Linked DNA regions of Homo sapiens: region 2 is linked to region 1. Evidence: chromatin contacts called from ENCODE Hi-C data. All regions are on one chromosome and are shown on one strand. Each heading gives the region's core, a stretch centred on a gene start or an enhancer-like site at or near the end of the contact. The rest is flanking DNA. Distances are from core to core; before and after follow the strand shown. Region 1 holds the start of HOTTIP (HOXA distal transcript antisense RNA). Region 2 holds the start of CREB5 (cAMP responsive element binding protein 5).

Evidence for each region. Hi-C counts contacts between places; a loop is a spot of excess contacts on that map. Pooled maps may share reads with other maps.
Region 2: a loop to region 1 is called in a map of B cell, with 9 times the contacts of the local background. The contact joins the promoter of CREB5 here to the promoter of HOTTIP in region 1. A Hi-C loop is called at or near these places in 3 of 168 maps with a recorded cell type or tissue (B cell, ascending aorta and sigmoid colon) and 11 of 50 pooled maps.

The regions. Positions count from the first base shown.
Region 1 is chr7:27,198,525-27,203,346 of GRCh38, forward strand. It overlaps HOTTIP (HOXA distal transcript antisense RNA), which reads left to right and starts at 1,897. Exons shown (of 3, transcript NR_037843.3): 1 at 1,897-1,997; 2 at 2,099-4,114. HOXA13 (homeobox A13) reads right to left here and starts at 1,567. Exons shown (of 2, transcript NM_000522.5): 1 at 632-1,567. The coding sequence starts at 1,553. RefSeq lists an enhancer at 3,914-4,438.
Region 2 is chr7:28,409,524-28,413,877 of GRCh38, forward strand. It overlaps CREB5 (cAMP responsive element binding protein 5), which reads left to right and starts at 2,995. Exons shown (of 11, transcript NM_182898.4): 1 at 2,995-3,394. The coding sequence starts at 3,392. RefSeq lists an enhancer at 2,992-3,081.

The DNA of each region.
Region 1 (4,822 bases), core at 647-3,146:
CCTTGCAGCGCCCGGCTGCTCTTTGCCACCCGCTGTACAATCCTGTCTTCTGCTAAAGCCTAGAGGGTCAGTGGGGAAGGTAGTTAGTTCTGAACTGAAATGAAATCACCCAGGGCTCCAGTGACTTCCCCAACCCGGCCATCCTGCAGGAGCAGCGCGTAGGCAGCCTCGAGTGATAGCCTGGTCCAACGGCCCACACCTTAGCGCCAGGCTCAAGGTACAACACTTCTGTGCCTGCCTCCTTTCTGGGTGCCCGTCCCAATACTCGAAGCTTCTACACTGAAGCCATTTTTGAGAGAATGAATAGGGAGGGGCAATTTGGGGAGCTGTTTTCTGGTCAATTTCTCATCCTTAAATTGGTGTCAGGGGCTGGGGAGGGCGGGGCGCAGAGGGAGAGGGAAGCTAGCCGAGGTCTCCACAAGCCACCCCTCACCCAGGGAGAGCCAGGGACCAGCTCAACTCGAGGCAGTGCAGGCAGACCCAGCCAGCCATGCTCGGGCTCCCAGGGGTGCAGAGCCGCTAGGGCAGACCAGGAAGAGAACAGAAACGCACCCGGGATCGCCCGGGTGCGAGCGGAGAAGAAGCTGGAGCAGAGCCGGAAGACCAGGGCTGGGAATAGGTCGTCATTTACCGGGCAGAGTGGACTTCCAGAGGTGGGGAGGCTGCGCCTGCTCTTTGGGGCAGTACATTTGGCCGTTCCAGCCGTTGGGCAGCGCCCAGGGCTGGTAGCTTTCCATGGGAAGACCCAAGGGTTCGTGGCGCGACTCGCCGGGGCCCCCGAGGCCCGGCACCACTGGCATATCCAGGTAGCCAGGCATGGGCTGATGGTGGTGGTAAGGCCCGGCTGCGTAGCCCTGGTGGTAGAAGGCGAACTCCTTAGCGCGGGAGCTGAACTCCTCGGCAGCTGGGCCGGCGGTATCCATGTACTTGTCCGCGAAGGCGGCGGCGGCGGCGGCCGAGGCGGGCTGCGCGCACGACTTGATGGCGTTGGGGTGCGGGCCCATGCGGGCGCACGGGTAGTAGCCGCTGCCGAAGTAGCCATAGGGCAGCGCCGCGGGCCCCGACGAGCTCTGCGCCGCTGCCGAGCAGGGGCTGCATTGCTTGGCGGCCTCTGCGCCCGCCGGGCCCGCCGGGCCGGGACCTCCCGAGGACGACGCGGCGGCGGCGGCGGCGGCTGCAGCGGCAGCCGCGGCAGCAGCGGCGGCAGCCGACGGGGGCGCCTCCCCGGGGGCGCTGCTGTAGGCGGACGCGGCTCCTGGCGCCAAGGGCGCCGGGTGCGCCATCAGGTTGCGGCACTGGTTGGCCGCGGCCGCCGCCGCAGCCGCGGCCGCCGCCGCCACCGAGAAGTTGCCCCCTGCCGCCGCAGCCGCCGGGTGGGGGAAGCCCCCGCCCCCGGCCCCGGCAGCCGCCGCCGCTGCAGCCGCTGCTGCAGCCGCCGCCGCCCCTTCCATGTTCTTGTTGAGCTCGTCGGCCACCAGGCCGCCGCCGTTGTCGTAGAGAAACATGACGGTGGGCTCGATCCAGCGGGGGTGGAGGAGCACGGAGGCTGTCATAGCCCGAGCCGCATGGAGAAGACCCCAGTGGCGCTGTTTTAAAAAGCCCCCAAGAAGTGAAGAGCGCGCGGCGCGGGGCCGGGGCCCGAGCGAGGGGGGCGGATCGCGCCCCGCGGGGTCGCGCCAGGCGGCCGCCCATTGGCCCGGCCCCCCCGCTCCGCCCACGGCGTATGCAAAGCGGGCGGCTCCGACTCCAGCTCTGCACGGTGCACCCGTCGTCCCCGCCGCGGCCCGCGCCGTCCCCAGCGCCAGCCGCGCGGCCGCGCACCATTCACCCGGGGGAGAGGCGGAGGAACGTGCGGGTGGGGCAGGGAAGGAAGGCGGCCCCATCTCCGCCCCCCTTCCCTTCCTTTATCCCAGTGGGGCCCAGACCCGCGCAACCAGGCGGGGAGGGGAGGTGGGCGCGCGATTGGGTTGCGATCTGGAGCAGTGGGGACAGGTCAGGTAATTCTGCCGGCGGTCAGGGATGGGAGAGTGGGGAGGACGGGACCAGCCTAGCTCAGAATGGGTGTTTCTTGGAGCCTCTGGGACTGTTTTCTTTCCAGGAACCGGCGCGTATTTCTGCAGTGAGACCACAGGACGGACATCGGCGCCTTCGGCTTCGATGGAGTTGCGATTTTGCTCTTTCCAGGGAAACAGTGGCAGGGTGTTTGCTGCTTATCGGTTCCTGCGGATATGCCTGGGTCCCAGGACATTCCACTGGAGGCTTGGACTGCATTTAGGAGCCCCTATCCCTTCCCTGTCCACACTGTTAGTGAGCAATTTCATATGTTTGCATTTAGACCCATAGACTCAGAACGACTCATCACACACACACACAGTGTACACTGACACACTCACATTCGCACACTTAGGTATACAGCCTGATCCTTGCTCTGACCTGGTAACAACGCTTCCTCCTCCAGAGACTTTGAGATAGAGCGAGCGATCCCTGTGCACCATTCATCCATGCTCCCACCTCGCCAGTATGGCTGGCTTAGTTCTGGAAGGGGCTTAAGAGGAACAAGCCCCAGCTGTGCTTCTGGCTGGGACTTAAACCCCCCTTCTGGGCCCTAAAGCCACGCTTCTTTGTGGACCGGACCTGACTCTCCAGGAATCTGGGAACCCGCTATTTCACTCTATTTTGGGACAAGAAAAAGGGGCTCTTTGGGGCCACTTCCTGCCTTCCCCTCAAGTAGGATCTCCAGCCTGCAGAGGGTGCCTAGTCCTTCTTTGCCCAAGAACCAGTCCAAGAAGCCTTTCCTCTGTGCCTGGGAAATGCAACCTTTTCTTGGGAGCATGGTAGGGTGTTGGTGCTGAAGAACCAAGCAGCGACCCGTCTTGTAGCTGCCATGTTTTGTCGAGGGGTTCTGGGGGTCCTGCTGCTTTAGAGCCACATACTTCCACTTCCTGATTCACTACTGTGAGCTGGTCAGATGCCTAGAAGAGGAACAAGCGTTCAAAGTGAAAGTGGGCACATTACCGGAATAGTGCTGGGGAGAGTGCTGGATTCTTTTCCACCCCAGGCGGACTGGTGAGAAGCCAGGCTTGGACCTGTCCTCTGCTCCTAGCTTGCACACTCAGCCCTAAACTCAGAGCAGCACGCATACCACCCCTCACACACACCCCACCATCTGCTGTCTAAGGCCCCTGGGCTTCCTGCAGGATCCAGACCAATGTGGCTGGGCTTGGGCTTTTATCTGTCCTGATCCTGGATTTGTCCTGACCAATGTAAGTGTCGCCCAATAAAACCTTCTATGACCCCCACACCAGCCACCCCCCCACCAAGTGTGCCCTTTCCTTCTTGACTTTTTAGCAGTTCTGGGTAAATATTGATTTGCCCCCAGTTTACCTTCTCCCTGACTGGCCATTTGCAGACTCAGGAACTAGCCTCTGTAGGGACTTGATTTTTCTGTTACTTTCTGGCCGTTTCACCACCCCCCTTCCTCCCTCCAAGTGGCATTGTAAAACTCACAGTGACAAAGAGACAGAGTAGGGTTCTAGGCCCCTGTTCCTGGGGACTTGAAGGCGGTTTTACATACTGGTCAGACACGGCTGGAGGCCAAGGTCAAGTTGAAAGTTGCAGTCCAGCCAGCATGAGAACTGCCATGCGAGCGTAGAGACACAGGCAGCAGCAAAAGGCCCATTGCCCACATCCCCTCACTCTTAATTTTCTCTCTCTTTTTAAAATTCTCGCCTCTGACTCTGTTCGGCTGCCCAGAATTTTTTGGTGCCTTCGTGGGGTTTTTGGGGCGGTGTTTACCGACTCTTCTCTGCCTCCGCCCTGCTCAGCCAGGGCTTTGAGCCTCTTCGGTTTTCCGGCCAGACCCGGAAAAACGAAAACACAGCTTGGGGAGCCCCCACTAGCCGGCGCCTGTGCCAGCTCACCTCTGGCCATGGCGCAGCTGCCGGTGCACACGGCGGCCAAGGCCAGCTCCACATTCTTCCCTCCCCCTCCCACTTCACCGTAGCCCCGAACCCTGCGCGCAGAGAAAGGGTCTCAGCTCCACAGACGACTGGGTCCCTCCTCACCAAAAATGGTGAGACAAGATTTCATCTGTCGGCCGAGGAGCCACAAGCAGGTTTGTCTGAGAGGGATGGTGCTGGGGGAAGGCTTTGGATTGCATCTCAAATTAAGCTTTGCTCCTTAAATGTGGCGCTCTCGCCAAGAAAAAGCTTGGGGACTGAATTCTTGAGATTTATGGTGCACCTTATTGATCAAATTTATCTGGACTTTTTTTAGTTCCCCGATGTGTCCCTATCATTAAAAAAAAAAAAAAAAAAAAAAAACCCCTCTCAAGACATGCTTATTTAGAGGAAGGCACCCTGCTTGTTCTCTTCTTGTCTTGGATCTCAACATGTATCTTATTTTTCTACCAGACATGTCCATGGCGTCCTGGCATGCCCCACTGTTTTCAAATGTCTGCATGTCCTGTCAGTATTGAGTTGTAGCCACCAATCAGTGGAGGTCGTTTATAGAAGGAGAACGAGCTCTGAATAATTTGGGTCTGAGTTTCAGAATTTCTACTCACTTTTAAGCAAGAATAATCTTCCTTCCCTGTCTTCTGCTAAGGGAGATAAGATATTTATTAATGTTTCCCAATATGATTTCTTTCCCTGCCAGGCAGCCAACAAACTGACTTGCTGTGGCAAAAGAAAGTTTGGAGGACGATTGAGACGGGTGTGCTCTGGGAAGCAAGCACAGACCCTCCTAGCATTTTTCCTCTTTTCCCAACGGCAAGGTCAAGATTTGCTTGCCTGCCAAGGTAGTGGGTCCTGATCTTCTGAGC
Region 2 (4,354 bases), core at 1,745-4,244, 1.2 Mb after region 1:
GCAGGGGTTGGTTCTCGGCAGCAGCCGCGAGGTTACTTGGTCCAGTGGGCAGGTCACAGGGCAAGGAGTAGGGAAGATGCGATGCATTTTTTTCTGGAGGGTGATCTGTGTTTGTAAACATTTTGGCGGACCAGAGGGAAGTCCGGCCCCGAGTGCTGGTAGACTGTGGAATTCGGCTGTGTCCTGAGGCCACCCTAGAGACCCCGCGCCGCGTGAGTGCCGGAGCGCTCGGTGGCCGCCGCGCCGCGCGCCTGGAGGGATGCTAACGTGGAGCCGGCGCCGAGTCCGCCCGGCGTGCGTGCGTGTGTGGGAGCGCGCGAGTCCCCTGACGCGGGGACCAGTTATGAATCGGGGGTGTGTGTTTGCCTCCAGAGACCTGGCAAGGTGCGGAGCCCTCCAGAAGTGCGGTCAAGCGGCAGCGGAGACGGCGAGCCAGGAACCTCCCCCCGCGTCCCCAGCTTCCCAGCGTGGCGGCGGAACCCCCGGAGAAAGTTTGCAAACTTCCAGCGGGCGCGGCGAGGACGCCGGGTCACCTAGGGGGCGGGTGGGCGCGCGCGCAGGGGGCTCGCTCTCCCCGGTGCGGAGCTGCAGCTGCCACCTCTCCCGCCGGGCTGCCGGCTGCAGCGGGTGGGCGCGCGCCCGGGGAGGGGAGGTCGCCCTCGGAGGGCGCTTGGCTTTCGCTCCAGGCGCTCCGGGCTGGAGAGCGGCGAGGCTCCGTCCGCTCCAGTCCACTCCTCCGGCCGCCTCCTGCCTCCGCTGCTTTCTTGCTGGCATCGTTACCTCTTCCCGGCCGCTGCCCCAAATGACAGCTCCGGCTCGAGCTTTGGCGGCGCCCAGGCAATTCCCAAGACCTGGCGGCGGAGTCTCCCCCTGCGGCAGATTCTCGGCAGAATCACTTGAACTTTTCACGAAGTTCTTAGAGGGGCAAGATGCGAAGGAAGGAACCAAGGAGATGTTTTCTCTCAGCAGCTGCATCCCGCTTCTTCTTTGCCATAGATTTATTTTTAAGGGGCGTCTGGTAGATAAAGCCCTAGACCTTGTCCACACTCTCACCCCCATCCCCAACTTTCCCTGGACCGGTGCCGCCCCCACTTGATGCTTGCTCAAGGCCGGGGACTGGAGCGGGCTACTTGTATATTTCGTTGTCAGTCTGCAGAATGTGTTTGATTTTTATTTTTCCCTCCTTCTCTGACATGTGTCAAGGAATAAAGACTGGATACAGGTCCATTACGTCATTCTGCAGGCCAGTAAGTGTTTGATTAACGGCTTGAGCTCCTCAAGGGTTCAGGAGCTTAGAATGCTGACAAAGCAACTCTGCTTTGCATCCCCCTACCCTCCCCACAACACACTCGTGCAATCGCCGGCTCCCTGGGCATCTTTATTGCCCTCTCTTCCCAGCCCCTCCCTCTCCACCACTCCCCCGTCTACACCGTTATCACTCTAGCCCCGCCCCCGCCTTTTTACAGCTTTCCCTGGGGCGAGCACGGTCCCTGGAGTGTGGGTAAAAGCTTCTGGGGTCTGAGGGGACCACTGTACCTGATCAGCGCGCAATCCGCCCTTTTGTATTATTTAAGAAAGGCACCAGTAAGCCTTCTCCTCTAGGGCGAAAATGCTTAGTCCTGATAGAAAAGGCAAATCAGGAAATGTTTGCAAGCGTTATGATAATACTCTGTCCTCGTGGTGGTGACTTAGGAAAGCAATACACCCACTGCAAACAAAGTATTTCACTTTACGTAGTGCCTGCCCTTTAGCAGAAGAGGGATGCTGACAAAATCAGGTTTAGCTGAAAGGATCAAGACTAAACGTTTCATTTCCAAAGTGAGGGAATGTGAGTCGTTGAACCTAAACTTCCATACAATAAATTGCTGCGTGCGTTAGTTTCTAGCTCTTAACCTTAAGTTTCTATGTTGAAAGAGGAAGTCGAATACGTAAGTCATTGAACTGAGTCAGAACCTCCGTATCTGGCAGTTGAAATAAAGACCCTGTGTATGACTTGTTGCAAGGGATCAAAGTAAAAAGAACCCTCGGTGTGGGGGGTGGGGGGGTGGGGGCGTGAGGGAGGTGTGCAGCAGAAATTAAATTTAAAAAAGTATTAACAGAGTTTTGGATAGAGGGAGAGAGGGGATTGGAGTGGTCCCTGATTTGGAGTTGGTGAAAACTAAATAAAGAAAAGTTTATATTGCAAATATGTGGGAATTTCTTGAAGAACACATGTTTTCTTATAATTAGATCTACTTTCTTCAAAGCGAAAGCCATGCTGTAGGGTAGGCATTTGTGAAACTCCTGTCTGGGGTCTAATTGACATCCTTCCCCAAGTCTGTGGCAGGATTTAGTATTTATTCACATCTAGAGATGAAATAGTGTAACCTCCACACAATATATGTGCATCGAAAATGTTGAACTTCTTGTTTGTGATGCATAGACTTAAAGGAAAAAAAATGGCCCAGTCATGGGCACTGGAAAGTGTGATTAATGATCAGTGATTTAGTGATCAGTGATTAGTGGTTTTATTCAAACTGTTACCTCTGACCAGAAGCACACATCAGAGGATTAACAGGCTCTTTAGATAAATGCTCATTAGTGGAAGGGGAAAAGCAAAGATAATAGGCATGCACCCAGGGACAACTTTCGAAGAAAATCATTCCCGTCTTCAGAATAATAAGCTCTATTAACAGAAAGCCCTTTTAATTTAAAACTTGCTTTTATCTTGTAAATCAAAGTTAGATGTAAAAGTTTGTAGTGCCATTATAACCTAAATTTTCCCATATCCACTAGATGTGGATTATCTCAGTAGCGATATTTTTTTTTATTTAAACAAACAATTGGACCTTTAGAGCAGCTGAACCCTGACAAGTTCTTAACTCCCAGGGTTTGAAAGTGTCCCCCCTTCTAGCATGGAGATTGCAGCTTGCTAACTAGATGGCGCACTGTTATTTGGTGTTCTCTGCTGCGTAGCGCAGGAGTATAAACTGAGCATGTAGCTGCTTGCGAGGTGTTCTTCAACATTTACAACAAAGTTGATTCTGTGTAGGGTTGGAGGCTAGACAGTTCCACAAATTTTTAGTCACATTTTCCATGTCAGTTAAATCTAGGGAGTTCAAGACTACTGGAAAAATTAGTCTCATTACTAAAAGAAACTTAGAGAACGAGGGAGGTACCAGAGTCTAGGAGGTACCTCTGGGTTGCAGAAGTAATTGTAAAATACCAGACCTGTTCTTTTTACTAAAAGCTAGTTTCACTATCTTCTGGTCTGAAATACTGAGGCAAATACTCAAGACTTATTTTCTTCCTAATCTTGCTGGTGAAACAGAAGTTACTAGAAAGAAAGGAAGAAAAAACTTGATTTGGTGACTGCAGGAAGCAACACGTTGCTGCTTTTATTCTACAGATAATGGTAAGGATGATGTTTATTATGCATATTAAACAGAGAGAAAACTTTGCACTTAGTTAAATAGAACCAATGTTGTATTTTCATAGATGGAATTCAGAAATGGAGTTTAGATTTTGCACAAAATTTTAATGTTGCTTTTGTCAGTTTCCTGGGACTTATAGCATTTTATGTGGAAGGATGTGTGTGTGTGTGTGTGTGTGTGTGTGTGTGTGAATAAGACTATTATTTCCCAGGTAAAATATGTTCAGAAGCATATGAACTACAGTGGGGAAGCTATGGAGCATGTTAAGTAATGTGTCAAGCATGAATTCCCCTTTCTGTGAGGTTTCATGAATCACTTCAATAAGTATTTAAGTTTTAATAAGAAAGTTCTTGAAAAAGAAACCTAAAAATTAAAAAAAAACAATAAAACAGTTTTCCGCATTCAAACCTAGATGTGTATGCCCCTGAAGGATGATTCTATGGGTTGAATATCAACTATTACTTTAGTTCTAAAACTTAAAAGAAGAAGTATAATAAAACTCACTTGTGTCTCCCCAGAAATGTTTCTCATTTTCCTTTGCTTATAGCATTTTATATGGATCTCTTATTTTTAAATCCTTACTGATTATAGTGGTTTTTATTTTTCAACTTAACTCATAGTAAACATATTTGAAAATATCTCCAAGCCCACTATTTTTAATGTAAATTGCTGGTGCCGATAAATTGCCTGTCAATTAGCGGTCAGTCGTGACCTTATATAGTTGATACCTGAGAAGATAGTTTATTAGAACATTCCAACAAAAAATTGGAAACCATGCCCTTATTTCTAGATCTCTGTTATGTCACAGCTTTTATTTGAATAGGTGGCTAAATGAATGGTAGTTTGTCACAGAGACTTTTCCTGCATAGATTTTCAATTCTAGTAAGTTTAAGATTTTTGTTACAATGATTTGTCAGTTTCCCACACCTGCACATTCAAAA